2 separate regions of the Homo sapiens genome follow, and region 1 is linked to region 2. A link is a contact called in ENCODE Hi-C or POLR2A ChIA-PET data. All regions are on one chromosome and are shown on one strand. Each heading gives the region's core, a stretch centred on a gene start or an enhancer-like site at or near the end of the contact. The rest is flanking DNA. Distances are from core to core; before and after follow the strand shown. Region 1 overlaps LOC105376205 (a long non-coding RNA gene). Region 2 overlaps LOC105376205 (a long non-coding RNA gene).

Evidence for each region. Hi-C counts contacts between places; a loop is a spot of excess contacts on that map. ChIA-PET counts read pairs that join two places held with the same protein, here RNA polymerase II (POLR2A). Pooled maps may share reads with other maps.
Region 1: a map of endothelial cell of umbilical vein shows a loop between it and region 2 (5-fold over the local background). The contact joins two enhancer-like sites. A Hi-C loop is called at or near these places in 13 of 168 maps with a recorded cell type or tissue (Caco-2, Right ventricle myocardium inferior, cardiac septum and 4 more) and 7 of 50 pooled maps. POLR2A ChIA-PET finds 5 or more read pairs at or near these places in 2 of 52 experiments (PC-3 and Panc1).

Annotation. Positions count from the first base shown.
Region 1 is chr9:107,584,199-107,589,190 of GRCh38, reverse strand. It overlaps LOC105376205 (a long non-coding RNA gene), which reads right to left. Exons shown (of 9, transcript XR_930217.2): 4 at 3,014-3,112. Among named protein-coding and RNA genes, the nearest start is that of KLF4, 97 kb to the right of the region's middle. RefSeq lists enhancers at 790-1,314, 1,315-1,840. Within about 2 kb of position 1,635, at least 21 of the 41 ENCODE cell types and tissues checked have a DNase peak (open chromatin) inside an H3K27ac peak, as active enhancers do; they include endothelial cell of umbilical vein, heart left ventricle and heart right ventricle, where a contact is called at or near this core.
Region 2 is chr9:107,635,565-107,640,376 of GRCh38, reverse strand. All of the region lies in intron 8 of LOC105376205 (a long non-coding RNA gene), which reads right to left. Among named protein-coding and RNA genes, the nearest start is that of KLF4, 150 kb to the right of the region's middle. RefSeq lists enhancers at 2,267-2,815, 2,816-3,364. Within about 2 kb of position 2,581, at least 30 of the 41 ENCODE cell types and tissues checked have a DNase peak (open chromatin) inside an H3K27ac peak, as active enhancers do; they include endothelial cell of umbilical vein, heart left ventricle and heart right ventricle, where a contact is called at or near this core.

The sequences.
Region 1 (4,992 bases), core at 386-2,885, 50 kb after region 2:
AGCCAACAGGGCCTCCTTACTTTGCAATGGAAAAAAATTAGGTCACACAAAGTTGAAAGCTATTGTAAAGGAGACCAGAACTTGGGTGCCTCAATACCTAGTCCCATGGTCTTCAGGGCATGCATATGAGATCCAGAATCAGGTCACCATGGCTCTGACTCTGGATCTGCCCCCAGCCATCAATCTGCACTATTCTAGAAGCTTCCTTCAGGTTGTAGGTTCTATAGCTCTGAGATAGAGTGGCATGCACTGTGTGTGCACGTGTGTATGTAGTATGCGTCCATTCAACAGCAAATATTTATCGAGTGCTCCATTTAAGGCCCTGGAGATAAAGCAGTTCACAAATAGAGGAAGCCTCTCCACTGTGTCTCTAGGGCTGACTTTCACTACAGAGAGAGCCTCATGCACAATTTGTGCCTAGACTCAAAGGTAGGATGTGTCCTGTGCACACCATCAAGAGCTACAGCCCTTCTCCGGGTCTCCTTGTGCTTCACAGGGGTTTTGGACAAACCTTATGGGAGCATTTCCCCAGCCCCAACCCATGCCCTGACTCCCGCCTCCCATGGCACCCCAGGGTGCTGCTTCGGGCATTTGGTGCCCCGCCTTGCAATCACTGACTTCCTGAGCAACCTGAAGAGGGACTGTACCTACTTCACCTCTTAATCCTTAGCACCTGGTGGATGCAAGCTCCCTAGGAACTCCCGTTGAATAAAGGGATGATTAAATGAAGGCACCGATTCTCAGTTTCTCTCATCTGTAAAATGCAGGTGATAACTATCTGGATGACTCCTGATTTTCCTCCAGATCAGATGAGACATAGGAGATGAAAGGACCTTGGAACTAACGTGCTGTTCTTCCCAAGATACAGTTCTTATTATCCCCCATAAAAATGGCACCAGCTCAGTGTCTCTGAGAAAGGACTCAGCTATAGAGAGCCTCGGTTTTTATCCGGGAGTGTGTGCTTGAGCATGAATATGTGTGTGAGTGTGAGTGTATATGCTGGCCTGGAGAGCCAAATCGACCCCATAAGAAGATGTAATTTCAAGGAGGCTTCAGGGAACCCAGACCTCCTCCCTGTCTGTCCCTATTTACAGGGACATATGGCTGCCAGGCCAGCAGAGCCCCAGAGGAGTTCAGCCCTCAGCCGAGGACAAAGGGAAGGACGGGAAAGAGAAAGCACCCCCAAGAGCCCTTGTCTCTCCATCGTCCGTCCGTCTGTCAGCGGCAGCCAGTGGCTTGCCAGGCAGGACGGAAGCGCTGCCCGGCCATAAATGACCGCTGGCTCCAGGCTGGCCACCCGCCCTGGCCGCCCGCACGGAAGGGCCGGACTTTACCCAGCAAATCGGGAAGGAACTGAAGCCTCTGAACTTGGGACTTGGGCTCCGTCGATAAGGCCAGTGGACAAACAGAGGGCAGGGACCAGGGCTCCCCTTTATACACACAGAAGCCCGGCTCCAGGCTGATACTGCTGAGATCTTTGCCCTTTAGTTCAAACAGGAAATCTTAAAATGGAAAATGAGCTGCGTAAGGAAGGGGCGCGGCCACTAGCTTACAGGGAAGACGGAGCAGGTTGTTCGCCAAAGAACGTTTTGGCTCCACGCGGCCTGGGGTGTTTGGGAGGGGTCAAGGGTCTGCCTGGGGAAGGGAGAAGGCAGCCTGGCAGGTGAGGAAGCCCTATAGGCAGCTGTAGGGCGGGGGGAGTGTCAGAAACCTGGGTCTGAGCCACAATACGCAACTGATCCGTGGTGTGGCTTGTGGGGAATGACTTCACATATAGGAACCTCAATTTCTCCATCCATAAATGTGGCTAGCCATACCATCCACCTAGAGCGCTCACAGAGGATCTGAATGAAGTCATGGTGTGAAAGTGCCATGCAAGTCACAACCCTACATCCTGGCAAGGCCCTCCCCAGAAGGAATTTCACAATCACAAGGGGAAATCCAGAATAACATCTCCAGCCCCCCATGCCACCCCTGTACACCCCCGTGCTGGCAGTTCAAAGAAGAGAAAATTGGGAGAAGAGAAATAATTAGAGAACGCCAGCAGTCTCTCTGCTGAGGTTTCCAAGTAATTATTCACCTGTAAATTACTCCTCTCACCTTAATTCTATCTCCAGATCCTTTAGACAAGGTAAATTCATTTATTTACATCTCTAACTATCCTGCTTTGGTAAACATTCCAACAAGGTTGGATGGCCCATTAAAGAAAAAAACAAGTGAAGAAGCGAGGCAAGCAGGAGAGAGAGAGATTAACTACTGGTCATTACTGGCATTTGCAGAATTACCTCCAAGGGTAATTAATGAGGAATCATGCCAAAGCAAACCTCAACTTGAGCCAAAAAGGAACCCATCACAGCCAGGTGGAAACTACAGGCGGCCCCACTTGCAGATGGCCCTCGCTTCTCACCTGCAGGATGGGACCCTTCCAGGAGGCTCCCCTTAACTCCTTCTGCCTCAGGCAGTGGTGTGGGCTGCACCTTCATTTCAGGAAGAACTCTCCTTATCTGGTGAGGTCACTTTTGACTCACCCCTCTCACTCACAGACCAGCAATCTTTCTGGGCCACCCCCCAACCCAGGCCTGGCCATTTCTGGGCCTGGCACATCTTAGCTGCTCAATAAACAGATGGCTAGGCATGGCGGCTTATACCTGTAATCCCAACACTTTGGGAGGCCAAGGCAGGAGAATCACTTGAAGCCAGGAGTTCAAGACCAGCCTGGGCAACATAGACAGAACCCATCTCTATAAAAATTTTTAGTAGTGACACGCACTGTATTCCCAGCTACTTGGGAGGCTGAGGCAGGAGGATCACTTGCACCCAGGAAATTGAGGTTATAGTGAACCATAATTGTACCACTGCACTCCAGCCTGGATGACAGAGCAAGATCCTGCCTCTAAACAGACAGATAGTAGCTGCTGAGTGAATGGATCAATGTACTATTCATTCTAATTTCCTAAAGCCTCTTGAACTTGCCAAATTTCAAAGTCACCCCCCCTCCCAAGATTAAACTCACCATCCTTTTTTGCCTGAACCAGAGCCTCCAAAGGGCCTCTCCGCTTCTAGTCTCTCCTCCTTTCCTCCTCCACACAGATTTAACTCTCAAAAAGGTAAACTGAAAAATCAAGCAAGATAATACTTCAGCTCCGACCACTGAGGAGAAGGGCGGGGTTAAGAGAGTGGCCCCTAGAGTCAGATAGCCTGGGTTGAAGTCTGGGTCAACAACAGACCACCTGTGTATACTTTGGGTCAGTTACTTAACATCGCCGAACTTAGTCTTCTCATGGCTTCTTCACCTTAAAATGAGAATAACATCTATCCCACTTACAATGGCTGTTGAGTGCATTATGAGTTAATGAAGAAATGCCTTGCACCTGATGAACACTGGCTGTTAGCAGCAGCAGGGAAATTAGTCTCATCAGCATCGTCCTTACTAGAAATGCCTTCACTGCCTTCTCATTGTCCTCACATTAAAGCCCAAGCACTTTAGCATGTCAAGACACATGGAGTTCACAAGGACAAGAGCCTGATTCCTGTCCTGGTCCAGAGTCCAGCTCAGAGAGCCCTCAATAGATATCACGAATGGATAAATAAATAAATGAAACCAGGCCCTGCTCTCTCTCAGCCTCAATTCTCACCACTTTCCCACCCTCCCTAGTCCAGCCATAGAAGCCCTTGCAGTTTCCCAAATGCTACGTGCTCTCTCAACCTCAGCTCTTTGCACAGGCTGCTTTCTCTAAGAATGCCCTTCCAGGAATCCAGGCACTGCATCCCAGGACCCAGGCATTCACAGACGACAAATGCAGAGAGGCGACCTTAAATGGGCTCGTCTCTCAGAGGTGTATCCCATTTTGGACAGTGAGTGAGCCAGAGGGTTGGACCTTTCAACTGGCCTTTTAAAGTTCATGTGTCTTCTAGAAAGAGCTTTCTAGTGGCTTTGAAATATCCAACAACCCCATGAAAGGGGAAGATAGATATGGGTCTCCCCAGCTTTAAAATGAAAGAATTGTGGTCCATAAAAGGCCAGTGACTTGCCCGTGGTCACCACTTAGTATCAGCAGTGACATAACCTTAAACTTTCCAAGACCACAGAATAGGGGAAAGAACACAGACTCAGAAGCAGGTGTGAGTTTGCAACCCTGGCCAAGACTTTGAGCAAAGTTCACCTCTTTAAGCTTCTAATTTCTCCATCTGTAAAGCAGGGGTAAGCATAACTTTCCTGCAAGGTGGTTTGGGAAGATGTGTTGAGACACCTACCACATGAGAAAGCACCCAGCCACTGCCTGGTCCTAGAGGCAGAGTCACTGCATGAAATGTGAGTGAAGGTTTGGAGAGGAGAGGGAGGCTGAACAGTGGCAGGTGTGCAAGGATCTGGAAGTGGCAATGAAAAGCAGGAGAAGGCAGCCTCTGCCTCCACATCTGGAGTCAGGAATTTTTTAAAACCTTAACTCTCAAAGGCCAAGGGCAAACGGTATCCTCAGCAGAGAGTCGAGGGTCAGTTAAGATAAGAAATAGAGGCAAAATTAGGGCTAGAGACGCAGCTCACAGGCAGCCAGCAGCCAGCATTCGACTCACACACACTCTGCCCAACTGGGATAAACTTCTGAGAACCAAGCCCCTTTAAAGTTGCCTCTCTGGGTTTGTCGTCTGTGAATGCCTGGGTCCTGGGATGCAGTGCCTGGATTCCTAGAAGGGCATTCTTAGCAGAGAAAGCAGCCTGTGCAAAGAGCTGTGGTCGAGAGAGCATGGAGCATTTGGGAACTTGCAAGAGCTTCTGTGGCTGGACTAGGGAGGGTGGGAAAGTGGTGAGAATTGAGGCCGAGAGAAAGCAGGGCCTGGTTTCCATGAGTCATGCTAAGGTGCTTGGCCTTTAATTTGAGGACAATGAGAAGGCAGTGAAGGCATTTGTAGTAAGGACGATGGTGTGAGAGTAATTGCACTGCTGCTGATTAACAGCCAGTGTTCATCAGGTGCGAGGCATTTCTTCATTAGCTC
Region 2 (4,812 bases), core at 1,332-3,831:
TGGTGGCAGGCACCTGTAATCCCAGCTACTCAGGAGGCTGAGGCAGGAGAATCACTTGAACCTGGAAGGTGGAGGCTGCAGTGAGCGGAGATCGCGCCATTGCATTCCAGCCTGGGTGATAGAGCAAGACTCTGTCTCAAAAGGAAAAAAACAAAACAAAACAAAACAAAACAGCAAGGGAGACGCCAAAGTGGCTAGGTGGAGCAGTGGCAGGAGTAGAGACACTTTTACCCAACATAAGGACTAGGAAGAGATGAGGCTGCCCCCTGGGATTGCAAAGCACAAGACAAATATCAGAGATGGAAAATGTCCCCATAAGAAGTGGAAAACAGGCCGGGCACAGTCCATCACGCCTGTAATCCAAGCACTTTGGGAGGCTGAAGTGGGTGGATCACCTGAGGTCGGGAGTTCAAGACTAGCCTGGCCAACATGGAGAAATCCCGTCTCTACTAAAAATACAAAATTGGCCAGGTGCAGTGACGCATGTCTGTAATCCCAGCTACTCGGGAGGCTGAGGCAGGAGAATGGCTTGAACCCGGGAGGCGGAGGATGCGGTAAGCCGAGATCATGTCATTGCACTCCAGCCTGGGCAACAAGAGTGAAAATGTGTCTCAAAAAAAAAGAAGTTGAAAACAGAGCTGTGATCCACTTCTCGGTGAGTGGTATAACCGCAGGTATACTGGATAAAACCAGAAAGTATGCTTGGCTCAAATTACTACAGCTTAGGAGTGTCAAGCATTGAGGGGAACTAAATCACCACAAGATTTATGAGTGTGCAGGGGAGGGAGGAGGGTTCAGGTTGGGGGACATTGTTCTCACCATAAGCAGCAGTGAAGGAAACCAAGTCTTTGGAACCAGTCATATTCCTCCAAGGTTGTACAAACTCAGCCTTGATATGACCTTTTCTGGGGTCTCAGGAAGAAAGAAAAAAAAAAAAAGTGCCTTCATGGTAAAGAGGTATCAGACCAATTAATAAGGCAGATTTGAAAGCTTCTGAAATGCACCTGAGCAAGAAGTCAGGTGTTGAGTTCACCTGCTCTACAGACAAGAAAAATGCTTTTTCGGTTCCTATTTAGATAAAGCTGGACATAAATCATTCTTTGAAAAGCTGTCTTGGGTGCCTTTCTTGGTGGGGGCTTAAGCCCTTTCCAAACATTGCCTCATTAATCCTGGCAGACACGAAGAGAAAAAGGCTTGACAGACATCACTTTTGATGTCACTGAACAGATGTCACTGAGTAACTGGCCTCCAACTTTAAGACACACGCAAGTTCCTGCTGGATGTGGTACAAGATCCTCCCTGCTCACTGGCTGTTAGCTACCCTGCCCTGTGGCCTGGAGGAGGGAGGGTGTGTGTGTGTGTGTGTGTGTGTGTGTATACACATACGTGTAAGTACTTTTAGTCTTAATTATACTATGAACAGAAAATGGGGCAACAGCCACTAGTGTTACTAGCTGGGTGGCTGGGATATATTTTACCAGGAAATCTATATTCTCTTCTGAAACGGCCAGATTTTTGCAAGCATTTTCCCCATCTCAGGGTGGGTGGGCTGTTGTCCTTGGTAAATGCTTTTTGTTTATTTCCAGCCCTTCCAACATGTTGGCGAATTATTGCAATATGAACTTCTAATCCGAAAAGGGGGGTGAGGAAGGGCACTGAGAAGAAGAGAAAGTTATAACAAACTCAAGCGACTGACACCCCAGTTTTACTTGTCCCTTTGGACTTGTTTAGGAGTTGGGTCCTGTTTGGTGTTTCAAAGGAGGGAAAAGATATAAAAGTACAAGGTGCCTTAGAAATGGAAATCTTCTGATGTGGCCTCTTCTTTTCTTTTTAATAAAGAAGGTTAAAGAAAAAAACGAAGAGAGAGAAGACAGGGAGAAGACAGAGAGACAGTGACAGCCAGAGAAACAGAAAGAGAAAAAGTTGGGGGTGGGGGGGGGGGCGCAAGAGGGAGAAGAGGAAAGACAGGAAAAGAAAAGGAAAAGAAAAAGAGGAAAGAAAGAAGAAAAGAAACAAAAAGAAGAGAGAGAAAGGAAAGAAAGAGAAAGAGAGAAAGAGAGAAAGCGAGAAAGCGAGGAAGAGAGGAGAGGGCGAGTGCCCCGAGGGAGTCGGGCAAAAGCGAAATCCCGGCTTCCTACCCGGGACAGCGGGAGAGCCGAGTTTTCCGCAGCGGCCGCGGGCTCGGAGCTTTTAAGGGTTTCTAATCCTGGAAGGCTGTCTGACATCACCCCGTTTCTTGTCGGCTGATGTTTCGTACAAGCCTCTCATTTCCTCAGTGTTTTCAGAGCCACCAATTACTGCAACAGTCTCGTGTTTATGTTTGCGCGCGCTCTCCTGCCTCGCTGGCCCTCCGCCTGGGAGGCTGCGCTTCCCTCCGACGCGCGGAGCCCAGAGGGGGTGGGTCGGGGGAGCGGGGAGGGGGGAATCTGGATCAGGCATTGAAGAAAAAGGGAGGGGTCCCCCTTAATTTTTTTTCATTGACTTCAGCACCATGTGATCAGGAAGTCTGGCCTCCCTCCATTTCCCCTCCCGACTAAAGGGAAACATTGTGTAGCAGCCGCCTGGGCCACCGGTGGGATGGCCTTCGCTGCCTGACGTAGGGAGATAAAAATAACCGGCATATTTAAGGCAGGATCAGGAATCCCGGCGCTCACACGCGGCCTGGTCAGTTCCCGAGGCCGCCCGGCAGGCAGCGCAGCCTGCGGGGAGGCCCCGCGCTCGACTGTGCGCGCCCCACCGCAGGCAGTGCTAGGGCGTACGACCGGACCCCGACCCTGACCCCGACCTTGACCTCGGGACCCAGGCCGACTCAGGCCTGGCTGAGCCTCCCAGATTCCCCAGGGAGGCCGAGCAAGACCGGCCCGAGGCAGTCTGGCTCAGGCTCGCTGGGCTGGGGCTGGGCCTGGGTTCTCTGTCCGGCCTCCCGGGAGACGAGAAGGAAGGATGCCGTGGCAAAGGGAGGGTAGTGCGAAGTTTGATGCCGAGGGGGGTTACAGAGCCTCTGTCTCAAGAGAAGGCGCACAAGGTGCCACCAAAAAAGCCACTTGTTTCTAGCCAGGCCCCCAACTCAGACCCACCACTGTGTGCACAAACTCTCAAATCAAATCTGCCTTCTCTATCCCCACTTTGCCTTCCAACTGCACATTGCAAAGATTTGCAAACATGTGGCAGGGCTGGAAATAAACAAGAAGCATTTAGCAGGCAAAAGGCACTGATGTGTTTCCACATTCATGCTCTCCTTGAAACCTCAACCCACACTACACAGGAAGTTCTGTTATCCTTATCTTACACAATGGGAAACTGAGGCTCGGGGAGATGGAGCCACACATGGGCAATGCTTTCCCTACCACCTCAGTGGCCTCTCGAAACTGCATGACATTGGCACATTGCTTTATCATTCTGGAAACCCCCTACCCTCTCTTCTTCCTCCTCCCTAAATAAAATTATTACCAAGCAAAAACAATGATGGTGAGCTTTCACTGACCTATGAAATCTCAGGTTTGCCCTAGCCCTGGGGCACAAAGAAGTTTTCACATCCATTTAATAATGGGAAATCTCCCTGCCTTCTGATGTCTAAAGTAACAAGATGTTTCAAAATTCCTGGCAGCTTTTCACCTAAAAACCAGATGTGCTGATGAAAAATGAACAGACATTCACCGCTAATCCAGAGATAGCAAATACCTATTTATCTGGGTAGAAGAGGCAAAGAACTTCCATTTTGGGAGATTTGGGAATTTAACCATCTATGGGGATGGAGACCCCGGAGTCTGGCAAGATTTTTCTGAATCTAAGCACCCAGCACAATGCCTAAGACTGAAAATACTCAATCCATAATTGTTGGATTGAGTGAATGGGGGGTGGGGGTGGGTTGTGGAAGGTGATAAGCAGCACTTAAAAACACATTGGGATGAGGTATGCTGGTCATATCTTTAGTGATCATATAAGCATGATCTCATTTAGTCCTTATAACTACCCTAGTCTGCAGGTATCATTATCATCCCTGCCTTGTATGTAGGGAAACTGTAGTGCAGAGAAAAACTGCCCAAGGTAACACAGCTGGGTGCTGGAATTTGAACGCATGCAATCTGACTGCAGTAGCCAAGTTCTTCACCACTAGACTAAATCCAAAGAGTTGTGCCATGAGATGTCAGAGAAAGGGACCTGTTATTTACTAAGCACCTCTTTTGACTCAAGCTCCATGCTTACTACTGGAGAGGCGGGTCAGACACCACAGGATCCAGGCTCTCAAAGAGGTGACTCCGGAAGCAAGACTGGACTTCAGACTCCTTGAAAGCAGCCCTAGTTCTCATTCACCTCTATCTTGCCAAACATCAACTATCACAAATGTCTGTTGAATCGTTCCCCCTGAGAGAAACCTTCTTTGACCACCACCAACCGCAGCATTTTAGATCTCCTTCCTGTTTCCACATTAGATATGGCACATGCCTGCCTTAAAGCGCTTGTCACCCAGCATCTGAGCTTTTTACTTACCTGCCTGCTCTCCCACTGGTCTAGGAGCACCTTGAAGGCAAAAATGGTGTCTAGATCAGTATAGACTCCAGAGCATGGCGGCCACTCACTAAATGTTTGCTAAATTATGAATGAATGCATATGAGACCTTCACTAGCCTCCAGTACAATGTAGGCCTCCTATCACCACAAAACCCGGTTTTCTCTATCTCAGCACCCTCTTCTGTTGCCTCACAGAATTTGTCACAGTTTGTAATTTAATCTGTTTTTCTTTTCCTCCCACGAACCCACGAATGCAGGAACTGCCTCGCTTATGCCTGCCACCATAGCATTCCCAACATGT